Linked DNA regions of Mus musculus: region 2 is linked to region 1. A link is a contact called in ENCODE Hi-C data. All regions are on one chromosome and are shown on one strand. The core of a region is the stretch at or near the end of the contact, and the rest is flanking DNA. Distances in the headings are between cores, read along the strand shown.

Evidence for each region. A loop is a pair of places that touch in the nucleus more often than their neighbours do.
Region 2: a map of Patski shows a loop between it and region 1 (2.2-fold over the local background). The contact joins the promoter of Usp10 here to the enhancer-like site in region 1. A Hi-C loop is called at or near these places in 11 of 37 maps with a recorded cell type or tissue (Patski, gastrocnemius, heart and 2 more).

Annotation. Positions count from the first base shown.
Region 1 is chr8:119,674,629-119,681,656 of GRCm38, forward strand. It overlaps Wfdc1 (WAP four-disulfide core domain 1), which reads left to right. Exons shown (of 7, transcript NM_023395.2): 2 at 4,640-4,829; 3 at 5,527-5,610; 4 at 6,404-6,544. Among named protein-coding and RNA genes, the nearest start is that of Gm32352, 7.2 kb to the left of the region's middle. Within about 2 kb of position 4,828, at least 1 of the 3 ENCODE cell types and tissues checked has a DNase peak (open chromatin) inside an H3K27ac peak, as active enhancers do; it is heart, where a contact is called at or near this core.
Region 2 is chr8:119,908,631-119,915,083 of GRCm38, forward strand. It overlaps Usp10 (ubiquitin specific peptidase 10), which reads left to right and starts at 1,730. Exons shown (of 14, transcript NM_009462.2): 1 at 1,730-2,309. The coding sequence starts at 2,289.

The DNA of each region.
Region 1 (7,028 bases), core at 3,578-6,077:
CCCTATACTGGTCTGATTCTTAAACCTGAGCCCTTAATCTCAACTCTGCCTTGACCTGTCTCTCTTGAGTCTGCTTAAAGGTAGACTTTGCTCCTTGGTTCAAGTACCAAGGATATGCAAAGCATCAAGTGGAGGGGACAGCCTGGGTGAAGGGCAGGGCTGATGTGTGTCATAGATATCGGTGGCATCATGGCAGCCTCTGGAATACGGTGGCTCTGGAATATGGGCTGGCCCTGTCTTGTCTATAGAGTGTGGGGTCACACAGAAACAGATAGACACACAAACATACACACAGACATATAGGCAGATACAGGCCCACATATACATACACAGATGCATGCACACACAGACACACATGTGCACACACATGCACATGTACATCTATCAGGGAAAAGGCTGGATGGGGCACTGTGTGTGGGTAGAGAGTACACAAGTGACCAGCTAGGCAGGTGGTAGATGGCTGGCAGGGGACAACAAGGGCATGAGGGTAGGTGCACAAGGAAGACAGGAGGGGAGAAGGGAGGGGGAGGGGCTGAGGGAGCCAGTCCTAGCCTGGCCCTTGGGGCTGCCAAGCCTTTTAACCTGAGCTGGGAAGGGCTGCAGGGTACACCCTGTGTTTCTTTGAGTTTCTCAGATCTCAGGAAGCACCCTTTGTTGAGAGTGTTTCTAAGCGTCCTTTTGCAGGACACAGAGTGCTCTTCAAAACCCTTTAACCGGGGCCCCTGAGATCCCAGTCACCAGTAACGATTTCTTGTCAAGAAGGGGTCTAAGGTGCCTATCTGCTGTCTCCATCCTGAGAAACAGCCTTGCGTTCCCACGGGACAGCAGTGGCCCATCTACAACTGATTTCTCCACAGACCCTGCCTCACTAGGGCTGTCCGTGACCAACTGATGGGACAGGAGGGCCAGAGAGGTCAGAGAGGAGGGTCCTGCTGACCCCTGGGCACCACGGTGTCTGCCCATGGAGCCTACTGTGGAGAAAGCCTGACCCTACCCGGTGGCTCTCAGTCACCCTCTGAAGGGGGCCTGGCATGGCTGTCACGGTGGATCAGGATTAGGGCTGCTGAGGCTGAACAAGACACAGTTCACTTAATCCCCTAGATGCTGAATGTGGAGCAGAGTGTGAGGGGTGACGTCCCATGCTAGCAGTTTCCAAGCAACTGGGGACAGCATATGGATGTGGGAAACAACATTAGGATGCTAAAGACTGAAGACTAAGGGGGTCAGAAGCCCCGCACAGGTCTCCCTCGAGTCTCTGAGGGGAGTGCTAACCTCGGGCCTTCCTCTCTGTATCCACCAAGAGTTACTTAGCAATATCTTCTTCCTCTTATCGTTCATTTCTTTATTCCCGTTATGTGTTTCTGGGAGAAATGCATGTATGTATGCATGTATGTATGTATGTATGTATGTTTGTATGTTTATGGATAGACTATACATAGATGGGGGGGTGGGTGTGTGTATGCGTGTGAGAATAGATGTATGGGTGCCTGGTGGGGACAGAGTTGTTTATAAGTGCATGCAAAGTGCAAGTGTGGGTGCAGGTGTGGGCGTATGTATGGACGCCGGAGGACAAGCTCGGGTATGCCTGGGGCTCTGTTCACCTTGTCTTTTGAGACAGGGAACTCACAAAGTAAGCGAGGCAGGCTTGTCTCTGCCTCCCCAGTACCAGGAACATAAGCACTTCTCAATGGGGCTGGACTTTTTTTTTTTAAGGGTACTGGGACTTGAACTCAGGTTCAAGGCAAGCTCTTTCCTAACGGAGCCCCCTACTTTTCACAAATTGAACGAGCAATCTGTGCAAGCAAGAAGAGACAGGTTCTCTGGGTGAAGCGGGCTGGAGGCGAGAGCCTTCCAACTACACCTGCACCCCAGCTCTTGGACAGGAAACAGAAAGCTACTGACTGCTCTGATAACAACTCTGAAAAAGCCTGAGCGGGACTTATTCCCTGTGACCAGACGCCCTCTGCAGGACATCAGCAGTAGTGCATGGCTACAGGGCAGAGCTGGCTCCTACTCAAGCATTCTGGAGGAGACAGCTCAGTAGACTGTGGATGGGCCAGAGTGAAGCAGAGCTCGCCCAAACAGCTAAAGCACCGTTAATGTTGACTATGGACGTCTGATGCTAACAACCCCCCCTTTTTCTTTAAATAAGCTAAGATGTTTGGCACCAGGGTCTTTGTACCACCCCCAGGTCTTGTTAGACCCTCCCCAGGGCTAAACCTCTCTCATGCAGCTCAGCTGCTTTGAACATTCCACAGATCCCATGATGAAGGTGCACAGCGTCCACAGCTGCTTGCTGCCGGAGCACAGTTCTGGCTCCAGCAAGCACTGTCTCAGCCAGAGCCGTTTTGAACAGCTTGCTTGGCCATCACAAGCCTCAGGGAAGTCCAGTTGTGATTTCAGCTAGGAAGGAAGCACCTGGGAGGTGAGAGAGGACCATGAGCTCAAGATTATTCCTAACGCCACAGCAAGTTCAAGGCCGGCGGGATGCATGAAACCCTGTATATAAAAATGAACTGGGAAAGATCATAAATCTATTTCCAAGTGTGGAGCAGTGTTGCTATCTTGACACATGGCCTTCCCATCTTCATCCCTCCCCAAACATGATGCACATACACACATACACTAAACACGTATGTTCTGATTAATATGTATATACATAGTCAAGACCTGACTGCCTAAGTCACTGTGTGTGTGTGTGTGTGTGTGTGTGTTTGTGTTATGAGACAGGATTTCTCTGTGTAGCTTTGGCTGTCCCAGAACTCACTCTGTAAACCAGGCTGGCCTTGAACTCACAGATCTGCCAGCAAGCCTCCTGAGTGCTGGGATTAAAGGCGTGCAATATATATATATATATGTATATACACACACACATATACATATATGTGTGTGTGTTTGTGCGTGCATGCACGTGCATGGGTATCTTGCTTGTATATCTGCACATGCTGGCACTCACAGAGGTGAAAAGATGGACTCATATCCTTTGGAACTAGAGTTACAGATGGCTGTGAGCTGCCAGGAGGATGCTGGGAACTGTGCTCTTAACCCCTGGGCCATCTCTCCAGCTCCGTGTCACTCCTTGCAGGTAGATAGTCAGATTTTTAAAAAACATTTACTTTTGGGCGTAATAACACACACACACATGTGGAGATGAGAGGAACTGTGTCAGGATCTCTGTCTACCGTGTGGGTCAAACTAATCATAGGCTAGGCAGCCAGCACCTTTACCCTCGAATCCATCTTTTTTTTTTTTTAATTTTCTTCTTTTTTAAAATTAATTAATTAATTTTATATATGTGAGTACACTGTCGCTGTCTTCAGACACACCAGAAGAGGGCATCAAATCCCATTCCAGATGGTTGTGAGCCACCGTGTAGCTGCTGGGAATTGAACTCAGCACCTCTGGAAGAGCAGCAGGTTCTCTTAAACGCTGAGCCATCTCTGCAGTCCCCCACCAGCTGTCTTAGTTAAGGTCACTACTGCTGCGATGAAATACCGTGACCAAAGCCACTTGGAGAGGAAAGGGTTTATTTTGCACACAGTTCCATACAAGGAACGGTTCATCATCCAAAACAGCGAGGGCAGGAACCTGGAGGCAGGAGCTGCTGCAGAGGCCACGGAGGGGTGCTGCTTACAGGATTGCTTTACTCTTAGAATCCAGGACCTCCAGTGCAGGGATGGCACCGCCCACATTGGGCGGGGCCCTCTTCCATCAATCACTAGTTAAGAAAACACTCTACGGAGCTGGCCCACAGCACAGCCCGATCTGGTGGAGGCATTCCCTTAACCAAGGTTTCCTCTCTTCAGGTTACTATATTTTATGTCAAGTCAGATATATACGTGCCCAGTACACCAGCTCTGTCAGTCTGGTGTTTGCCACATCACTTGAAGGAAACATGACAGTGTCCGAGGGTTCAGTCCATAGTTGGCTGGCTCCGTGGCCATGGGCCTTGGCAAGGCAGAACATCCTGGCAGTGGGAATGTGAAGTCGGACAAGGTTGCTTACGTCATGTCAGTGAGGACGCTGGGGACAGGAAGGGACCGAGTATCTCCTTCACAGGCATAGGTGGGCCCATGACGTACTCCCTCCAACAACACCCTCCCCCCTAAAGTTTCCGCCACCCTCCCTGAACAGCGCCACCTTCTGGCCATCAAGTGTTCTACTTGTGAGATGTATCCAAGATGGTGTAAACACGTTCTCTTGTGTATGATGTATGAATTCTCAGAGATCCCGATACATGGATGTACCATAAACAAAACTATGTTCCTATAGAAATGTACACGTACATGTATCTGCATGTTTGTTTACATGTATATACATGTATATGCAGATATATGAAGACAGATGAGAGCTGTCTCATAGCGGGTCATACTTTGCATGCAGACTGCTGTCCAGGCACACACTCCAAAACTGCCTTCCTTCTATAGCTCGCTCCTCCCTCCCTCCCTCCCTCCCTCCCTCCCTCCCTCCCTCCCTCCCTTCCTCTCTCCCTCCCTCTTGAAGCCATCTCTTTGAGGACTCGCAGAGAAAGAGCAAGTCAAACCCAGACCTTCCCCACTCTTTGCCTAGATAACTGTTTTCCCAGGGAGGAGGCTCAGGCTGAAAGCCTAGGTCAACGCCCTTTCACTATGTTCCACAGGCTGAAGAGGTTGCAGCGACAGGCTCCCGGCAGCCCCATGCAGACCGCTGCCCACCACCGCCAAGGACACTGCCCCCGGGTGCCTGTCAGGCCACACGCTGCCAGGCTGACTCTGAGTGCCCACGACACAGGCGCTGCTGCTACAATGGCTGTGCCTATGCCTGCCTGGAGGCGGTGCCACCTCCGCCAGGTAAGCTGAGCCAGGGTCAGGGGGTTGGAGGTCGGGTGGGCCCAACGCTGACCTAGGGAAGAGAAAGAGCTGAGCTGTATTTGTGCTGAGCTACCCGCTACCTAGGCTGGGTGTTCACCTGCAGGCTTCAGATATCCCGGCAGCTCCTGCTAGGTGCAGCTGCCTCACCTGTATGCACGGAGTCCCCAGCATGGACTGTACCCATTTAGGAACACCATGTCACCTCCATACAATCCCACCCTTTGAAGGGCAGTCCAACCTATAGGATGGCTCAGCCCATAGAAGAGTAAGGGATAAGAGGCTAAGGGTACCAACTCCCTACGGTCAAAGGAGAGAAAACACGCATCTAAGATATCACCTGACCTTCCACATGCACACACACACACACACACACACACACACACACACACACACTGAAAATAAAATTCAATATACATGTGTACCTGTATATCCAGGGTGGGACACAGCTCAGTTGGTAGCCTGCTTATACTCTGCCTTAGCACTTGGCCTATGGGGTTGGGAGACAGGAGGATAAGGGTGTCCCGGACGCTGCAGGCCTGTGGTGTGTCCTATAGGGCAGTGTGTGGGGAGCCATCTTCACCTCTTCTATGGGATGACACACCTCTCCCCACCCAGGGCTGGTCACATGACCCCACCCCAGGAAGACCTCCCTCCCTCTCACCTAGTTCTCTGTCAGTTCTAGACTGGCTGGTGCAGCCCAAACCACGATGGCTGGGTGGCAACGGCTGGCTGCTGGACGGTCCTGAGGAAGTGTTACAAGGTACCTGCCCCTGGGCATGCCAGGTCCCCAGATCAGAACCAGCCTTTCTCACTAGACTGTCCATGGGCCACAAGGATGCTGGCTGGGAGCCCAGTCTGGTTCCTATAGCTTGTGCAGAGAAAGAGTGAGGCTTTCCCTGACAGTGGGCCTCCTTCCTGGGTAGAGAATGAGAAGGAAGAGGGTCTGGGACCCCTAAAGTCTTAAAGGGCCTTGTGGCCACCTCTGGAGAAAGGTTCCTTATGTGGATAGAAAGTGAAGGATGTTTCTTAAAGGAACCACATACGGGCCTGAGGTTTCCTGGGGACAGTGTACTTGTGTCTGTGCATCTGGGCATGTGGCTTTGCACGCCCTCATGCGGACCATGTTGGTCAGGGTATGCTACTATGCACACACCCGTTCTTGTGGCTGTGGATGAACATATGTGTGTCTGTGGATAAGCACGTGTGTGTGAAAGCATGTGTATATATAGGTGTTGATTGTGGGTGGTTGTAGTGCGTACACATGTGTCTGTAGCTGTGTGTGCGTGTTTCAGGTATGCCAGTGTACACGCATTCACATGTTGTTCTCTGTACGATGGTGCATTTAGGGTGCTGCGACTGTGTGCGCGTGCAGGCGTGCTGATGGGAGGTGGCCTCTCTGGGTGCACATGTGTGTATAAACGTGGCTTGATGTCAGAGTGTGCATGTGTGCGCTGTGTGAGAGGCACAGCACCGTCTAGCATCTGGATGGGGGTGGAAACTGGCCTTTCTGGATGGGGTGTACTGTCTGAGACCTGGCCTGTGTCCCTCCACAGCAGAGACTTGCAGCACCACTGAGGATGGGGCAGAGCCACTCCTCTGTCCCTCAGGCTATGAGTGCCATATCCTGCAGCCAGGGGACGAAGCCCAGGGCATACCCAACCATGGACAGTGTGTTAAGCAACGCCGGCAAGCAGGTGAGCGCTGCTGGTCCAAACTGCCCTGGACCGGCCCCAACCCCATTGCCAGAGAACACCTTGTCACCCAAGACTGGCTCAGAGTCCTTGAGCCTCACTTCCTGTCCCTCTGTGCTCTGCTCCCTCCTGTAACTCCAGCTCTGCCTGTGTCTGCTACCTGGGTGGCTTTGGGGTCGATTTCTTTGCCTCTCTGAGCCTCAGTTTCTTCCCCTGTAAAATGGGACCACTTCCTGTTGTCATAGGGTCAGGGGAAAACATGCAGAGTTCTGGGAGTGGAGCCAGGCAGGCACAGGTGTTGGGCGACACCAGATCTTGTGTATCCATCTCTAGATCAGTCTTTAACCCCTTAGACTTGAATTTCTAAAATCTATTATTGTGTATGGAGTATGATGAGGGAAGAGCAAGCAGGTGCTCCGAGGCCCACGTGTGCTCTGTGGCCAACTTTGGGGAGTCCCTCCTCTCCCTTCAGCTTCTCATGGGCTCT
Region 2 (6,453 bases), core at 480-2,979, 230 kb after region 1:
CCTGGCCCAATATCCTGACCTGAACAACCAACTTGATAAAACCACCTGACTTGGTTTTATTTACCAAAGGAAATTATCATTTTCTGAAACAAAAAGTCTTGAGTCTTGATATCTGAGCCATTCTGGTCTGGATTTTTTTTTTCTTGAGACAGGGTTTCTCTGTGTAGCCCTGGCTGTCCTGGACCTCACTTTGTAGACCAGGCTGGCCTCGAACTCAGAAATCTGCCTGCCTCTGCCTCCCGAGTGCTGGGATTAAAGGCGTGCATAACCACGCCTGTCTCTGGTCTGGATTTTATCAGAGACCTGCCTGCCTCTGTTTCAGCCATCTGAGATTAAAGGTGTGTGCAATCAAGAGGGCCAAAAGAAAATTCTCAGGAGAAAGAAACCATTGAACCAACTCGTAGAGTTTTGCTTTGCTTTGCTTTGTTTGCTTTGTGGAGCCAGAGTTCGGAGTATGAAGCGTAGCCCTGTACTAGGGAAGTAGGGGCGGGAGATACAGGAGTTTCAGTTCATCCTTGGCTGCTAGAAAGTTTGAAGCCAATGTGCATGGGGCGCACGCCTTTAATCCCAGCCCTTGGGAGGCAGAGGCAGGCAGATTTCTGAGTTCGAGACCAGCCTAGTCTGCCAAGTGAGTTTCAGGACAGCTGGGGCTTTACAGGGAAACCCTGTCTTGAAAAACGAAAGAAAGAAAGAAAGAAAGAAAGAAAGAAAGAAAGAAAGAAAGAAAGAAAGAAAGAAAGGAAGGAAGGAAGGAAGGAAGGAAGGAAGGAAGGAAGGAAGGAAGGAAGGAAGAGAAAGAGAGAAAGTAAGTTTGAAGCCAGTGCGCATGGTGGTGCCCACCTTTAATCCCAGCATTTGGGAGGCAGAGGCAGGTGCATTTCTTAGTTTTAGGCCAGCCTGGTCTACAAAGTGAGTTCCAGGACAGCCAGGGCTACACAGAGAAACCCTGTCTTGAAAAACCAAAAAAAAAAAAAAAAAAAAAAGAAAAGAAAGTTTGAAGCCAATTTTTGCTACATGTGTAGCACAGCAAAGAAAAACAAAACCAAGACACCTGAGGGCAACTCTCTGGAGCAGCTGTGCCCACACTTGAACATTATCCTTTTCCTTCTTGTCTCTAGATCCTAAACTCAGTCCTACCCGTGTACCCTCTCTCACCTCTACTTAATAAACTTGCCAACTTTGCCCCACAGGGGCTTGTCATAAAATTCTTTCCTGGCCCGGCAGTGGTGTACACCTTTAATCCCTAATCCCTGCACGCTGGAAGCAGAGATAGGCAGATCTCAGAACTCAAGGCCGGCCTGGTCTACAGCTGGGAGTAGGAGGTTTAGTAAGGTTTTTTGTTTGTTTTTATTATTATTATTGCCTATATGGCTGAGTCAAGAACTTTCCCGTGTGTATACACTTGCGTGTGTGCAATAACTAACACCTACTGAGTCTCTACCCTTTGCAGAATGTGCTAAGTCATCAACATGACTATCCACCCCCCACCCCGAGACAGAGCTACCTTACGTAGCTGTGTGTGACCTGGAACTTGCTATGTAGACTGGTCTGCAATTCATAGATGATCGTCCTACCTCTGCAGTCTATATACTGAGCTCACAGGAGTACAATTCCTGGATTAACGAGTTCTTTCTAAAATTGTTTATTTTGCGTGTGCCCCTTTGTATGTCAGAAGACAGTCTGTAGTTGGTTTTCCCCTGGCGTCATGTGGATCCAGAGAATGGAACTCATTTGGTCCTCAAGGGTACAGGAGGCAGGGCTCCGTTACCCGCTGAGTCATCTCACTAGCTCCTTCAACGTTTACTTTTATGTTTTACAAAGAAAAAAAAAATCTTTTTTTCCCCAATGCCAGGTAAAACAAGCTAGTGAAGAGAATGAAGAGTGAAGGAATGAATGAATGAACGAACGGTCAGAAGAGCGCGCTCCATAGGGTAAGGGATCCTTGGAGATCTCCAGCGGAGATCCCAGGGCGGAGCTCAGGCGGACCCAGCGCAGTAACCACTCCGGAACTCCACCTTGCAGCCCCAGGGTGCCTGGCCAGCTCCATCCTCACGCCCTCGCCTGGAGCAGCCGCCCTCGGCGCGCTGGGGACAGAAGGGTCGCCGGCCCGGGGCGCACGCCCACCTGTCGCGCGCAGGCGCAGAACGCCGCCTGGCTCTCCCGCGGCGCAGTCAGTGCGCAGGCGCGGCGGCCGCTGCGAGTGTGTCTGTGCGGCGAGAAGATGGCGGCGACGGGAGACGCGGCGTGAGAAGCCGGAGCAGCACCGAACCTCATTGAGACGGGCCGCCATGGCCCTCCACAACCCACAGGTAGCGCGGGCCGTGTCTGGGCTGGGAGGTCTGGGCCACGGGACGGCCTCGGGGCGACGATCGCGAGGTGCGCGGCGGGCGAGCGGTGGGGGAGGCGCCGGCACGCTGCCGGCCTAGGCCCGCGCCGCGCCCCTCAGTGCCGCGCTTCCCCGGCTTCGGAGGCCGCCCGAATCTCCCCGAGAGCGCCCGAGCCGCCCCGAGAGTGTCCGAGCCGCCCCGAGAACGCCCGAGGCCGCAGGGAAGGCCTCCGCGTGCCCGGCCCGCAGCCGCCGAGTCCCGGGCGACGCTCTGGCCCAGCGCCGCCGGGGACCTGGCCCCTGGCCTCGGGAATTCTATTGCAAAGAAAACCGGGAAGCGCCGGGGCGGCATACTCCGGTTTGCCCGAGACTGACACCTTTTGCACGGTGTCCGAGCCCGGGCTGGGTCGGGGCCCGGCAGGCCGGATTGCCTGCTGTGTTTTCTGTGCCCGGAGCTGCTCCTGCAGCCCCTCTCCTAAGATGCACTTAGGACGAGTGAGAAGTCAGCACGTGGTGCCGCTTCTCCGGGCTGCGACTCTCGGGAAACTAAGAAGTAAAATTGCCTTTTTGAGGATGGTAGGTGGATGTATGTACAAGGCAGGTGAGGTCGGTCTGGTGAGGCCACCTTTGAAGAACGATCGTCTTTTTATTTGATCTTTCTCTTGGTCCACGATCGCCTCTAACTTAAGTTTTTTTTTTTCCCTATCTCAGCCTGGTGCGTTGCAGGCAAGAGCCACCATGTGCTTTTGAAAGGTTTTAGTAACTGTTGCAATATGGGATTTAAACCTCGAAACTGTTTTTAATAAAAGGTTAGATCCTAGGAGAAACTTCCGTTCTCTTAAGTATGTGGTGTTTCATAGATCAAATCTGAACTTTGCCTGTTTGACCTTTCCCCTCATCTGTAAATGCTTTTGTATTTGGTGTGCTTTTTTTTTTTTCAATAGGCAGACGATTCGTATTTGTTGAATAATATTTTGACAAGTGGTTTTTTTTTTTTTTTAAGTTTTAGACAGGTCTTCATTATGCAGCTGTGGTTGGCTTGCGATTAAGGCAACTGCCTACCTCTGTCACCAGAGGCCCTGGCGATTCGGAATATTCACCACCACCACATCTGGTTCTATTTAGGCATTTTTATTTTATTTTATTTTATGTGAATGAATGCTTTGCTTGCATATATGTATGTTCCTGGTGCCCATTGAAGCGAGAAGAGGGTGTTGGATCTCCTGGAACTGGAATTAGAATGGTTCTTAGCCTCTGAGTCCTGGTAGAAATGGAACCCCAGTTTTCTGCAAGAGCAACTATCTTAAACCTTGGAGCCATCAGCCCTTCATAGCCTTGCTCAATTCAAAAACACCTGTAGTCCCAGCACTAGGGAGGCAGAGGCAAGCAGATCTCTGAATTTGAGGCCAGCCTGGTCTACAGAGTGAGTTCTAGAACAGCCAGGGCTACACAGAGAAACCCTGTCTCGAAAAACACCAAAAACCTCTAGTTGACTACCTTGTTTTATTTTTGGAATTAGTCTGTACTGCTCATTCTGAACTGAGCTGTAATGTCAATTCTCTGTGTGTGTGTGTGTGTATGATTTTGGGGCAAAGAAAGCATGCTTAAGCAGAATTCACTTTCTCAAGCACCAGCAACAATATCCAGTTGGTGGAAGTGGTGGTGAGTGATTTCCTTGGGGTCCATTGTCCTGGCATTGCATGGAGCCTGACCGGAGAAACCAAACAAATGTTAGCAGTGCCTTGGGTCAGCTAGTGGTAGAAGGGAGAAGAGGTGATGGTAGTTTTAGTCCTGTTTTATTTTGAAAAGACGAGTGAAATAGCTGTGTAAGGTGGAGCACACCGGTACCCCCTGCATGCGGGAGGTGGAGGCAGGATCAGGAATCCAAGGTCATCCCTAAGTACAGAGCACGGTGCAGTTCTCTCCCCTTCACGGAGAAAAAGGGGGAGATGGAAGGAGGGAGGGGGAAGGGGAGGAGGAGGAGAAACAGGAGTTCACTGTTTTGAGTCTGTTTTGAGTCCTAAGTATTTTAACAATTAGTTCATTCAGTCAGATACTAGCAGGTTACCTAGGGCTAGCCTCCATGATGTTCGAAGTGGGTGGTTTTTGTTTTGATTTGTTTTTGGAGACAGGGTTACAATGTAGCCCAGGTGTGCTTTAGACTTGAGTTTTCCTGCCTCAGCCTCTCAGGTTTTAGGGAGGAGCCTAAATGTCCTCTAGGGCTTTGTTGAAGTAACTGTCACAGGTTTACAGTTAAGGGTCAATTTTCAGTGGACTTTCAGAGGTTACAAGTTAACTCTTTCATTTCCATGTTTTGGGTTTGTTTGACTCCTGTTTTGTGAATTGAGGGCGACTGTGAACTTGGAAAGACTCTGAGTTTAGGGCGTTCCTGTCCACCAGCTAAACCAGTTTAGAGAAGGAGCTCTCACCTGAGGTGGAAGTGAATCTGGCATTCCTGCGTCAGAACTGGCTCTGTGAGCTGAGCAGATTAATTTGAAGCTACCAGCTTTCCTTATAGTTGAAAAGCTGGCCTTGGGTCCACAGTGTAGATTCTGTAGCCAGGTTGGGTAGAGTGCTATTGGTTTTTGTTATCCTTAACATAGACCCCCACATTTTACATGCTGGGAGTTCCCTGGATACAGTTTCTAGCTCTGTGGCAGAGTGTTACACTGTTTTGGAACTGCCTTTGTTACTGATAGCTAGATTGGGGTAATTCTTAAAGATACTTTTCCTTTTTTGAAACAATGTTTCATTATGTAGCCTGTGGACCTAACTGTAGGGGCTGCAGGCAATCTCACACTTCCTAGTCTCTTGAGCTACTACATCAGAATCTTACACAGCTTGTGCAACTGAACTAACAGTTTTGAAGTGGCTATGGGGTATTTGAAGATATTTTTTTGTGCGTAACAACAGCAAACACTTCGGTCAGTGCTGAGACTATAACTGCTGAGTCCCGGAGCTGGGAGTCCTCTGAAGGCTTATTGTGTCTCTGGACTTGCCCTCCTTTCTCTCAGCTCTCCTTGTTGGGAACTCAGCACCAACAGTTAGTGGACAGACATGATTCTGGAGTCTTCTCTAGGGCTACCACTAGAACAGGTGTCCCAATTTCTGTTATGTGGAGGTAGCATGATTTGAATAGTGGTGTACACAGGAAAATTAAAAGGAGAAAGATGTCATAATTTGGCCTCATGCAGACTAAATTGTCAAAAGTGGGGAAAAGCTGTCCTCTTCTCTTGGCTGAGGTACATCAAGTCTTGGTAGTTTTGCAGATCAGAGTTGTGTGAGCATTTCTGAGCGATGGATCAGGTTTTCAGGATGCACTAGATGGGGCTGGGAGGCACTTGTCATTGATAATTAACCAAAGTAAATGTTTATGGGAAGTGGTTAGCAGAGCTTGCTTTTGAATTTGTGGTTAGGCTAGTGCATTGCAGTTGACTGGCACACATGAGGAGCCACTGCTGCAGAGCAGACACGGCTGCAGTGGAATTTGCTGGCCATGGGATGTTGGATTAGTGTCATTTGTCTTTTAGTGCCACTTCAGCAGGGCACTATTCATTTCTAAGACTTGCATGTGCTTGGACTGCAGTTTTTCTGTCTGCAAGTGATCTCCCAAAAGGCCTTGTGTGACCATCCTGTCTGGGCAGGCTGGATTAAGAGCTGTTAATCCAGGGGCTCAAGAGATGGTTCTGTGGAACACTTGCTGCTCTTGCAGAGGACTTGGGTATGATCCCAAAGGGTAGCTCACAACCTTGTCTGTAACTCCAGGCCCAGGATATCTGGCACCTTTTCATGGCATTTTGGGGCACAGAATGCACATGATACCCACACATAATGCAGACAAAACACGCATATTCATAAAGTTGAAAGAAAGAAAAAGAAAAGTAAGCCTTGGACTAACCTTGGTGGTGCACATCTGTTATCCCCGCACACGGGAGGCTGAGCATGGTTGGAAATCTGAGCCAGCCTAGGCTATATGGCAAAATTCTGTCTGAAGGGGAAAAAAAAACATAAATTGGAACAAAAAGGTAGTCCACATGGCAAGTTTATTTGTTTCAAAAATCAAAAAATGTGTGATTCATAGTAAATGAGTGTGGCTTTTAAATGATAGCTGTTCACGACCTGGTTAT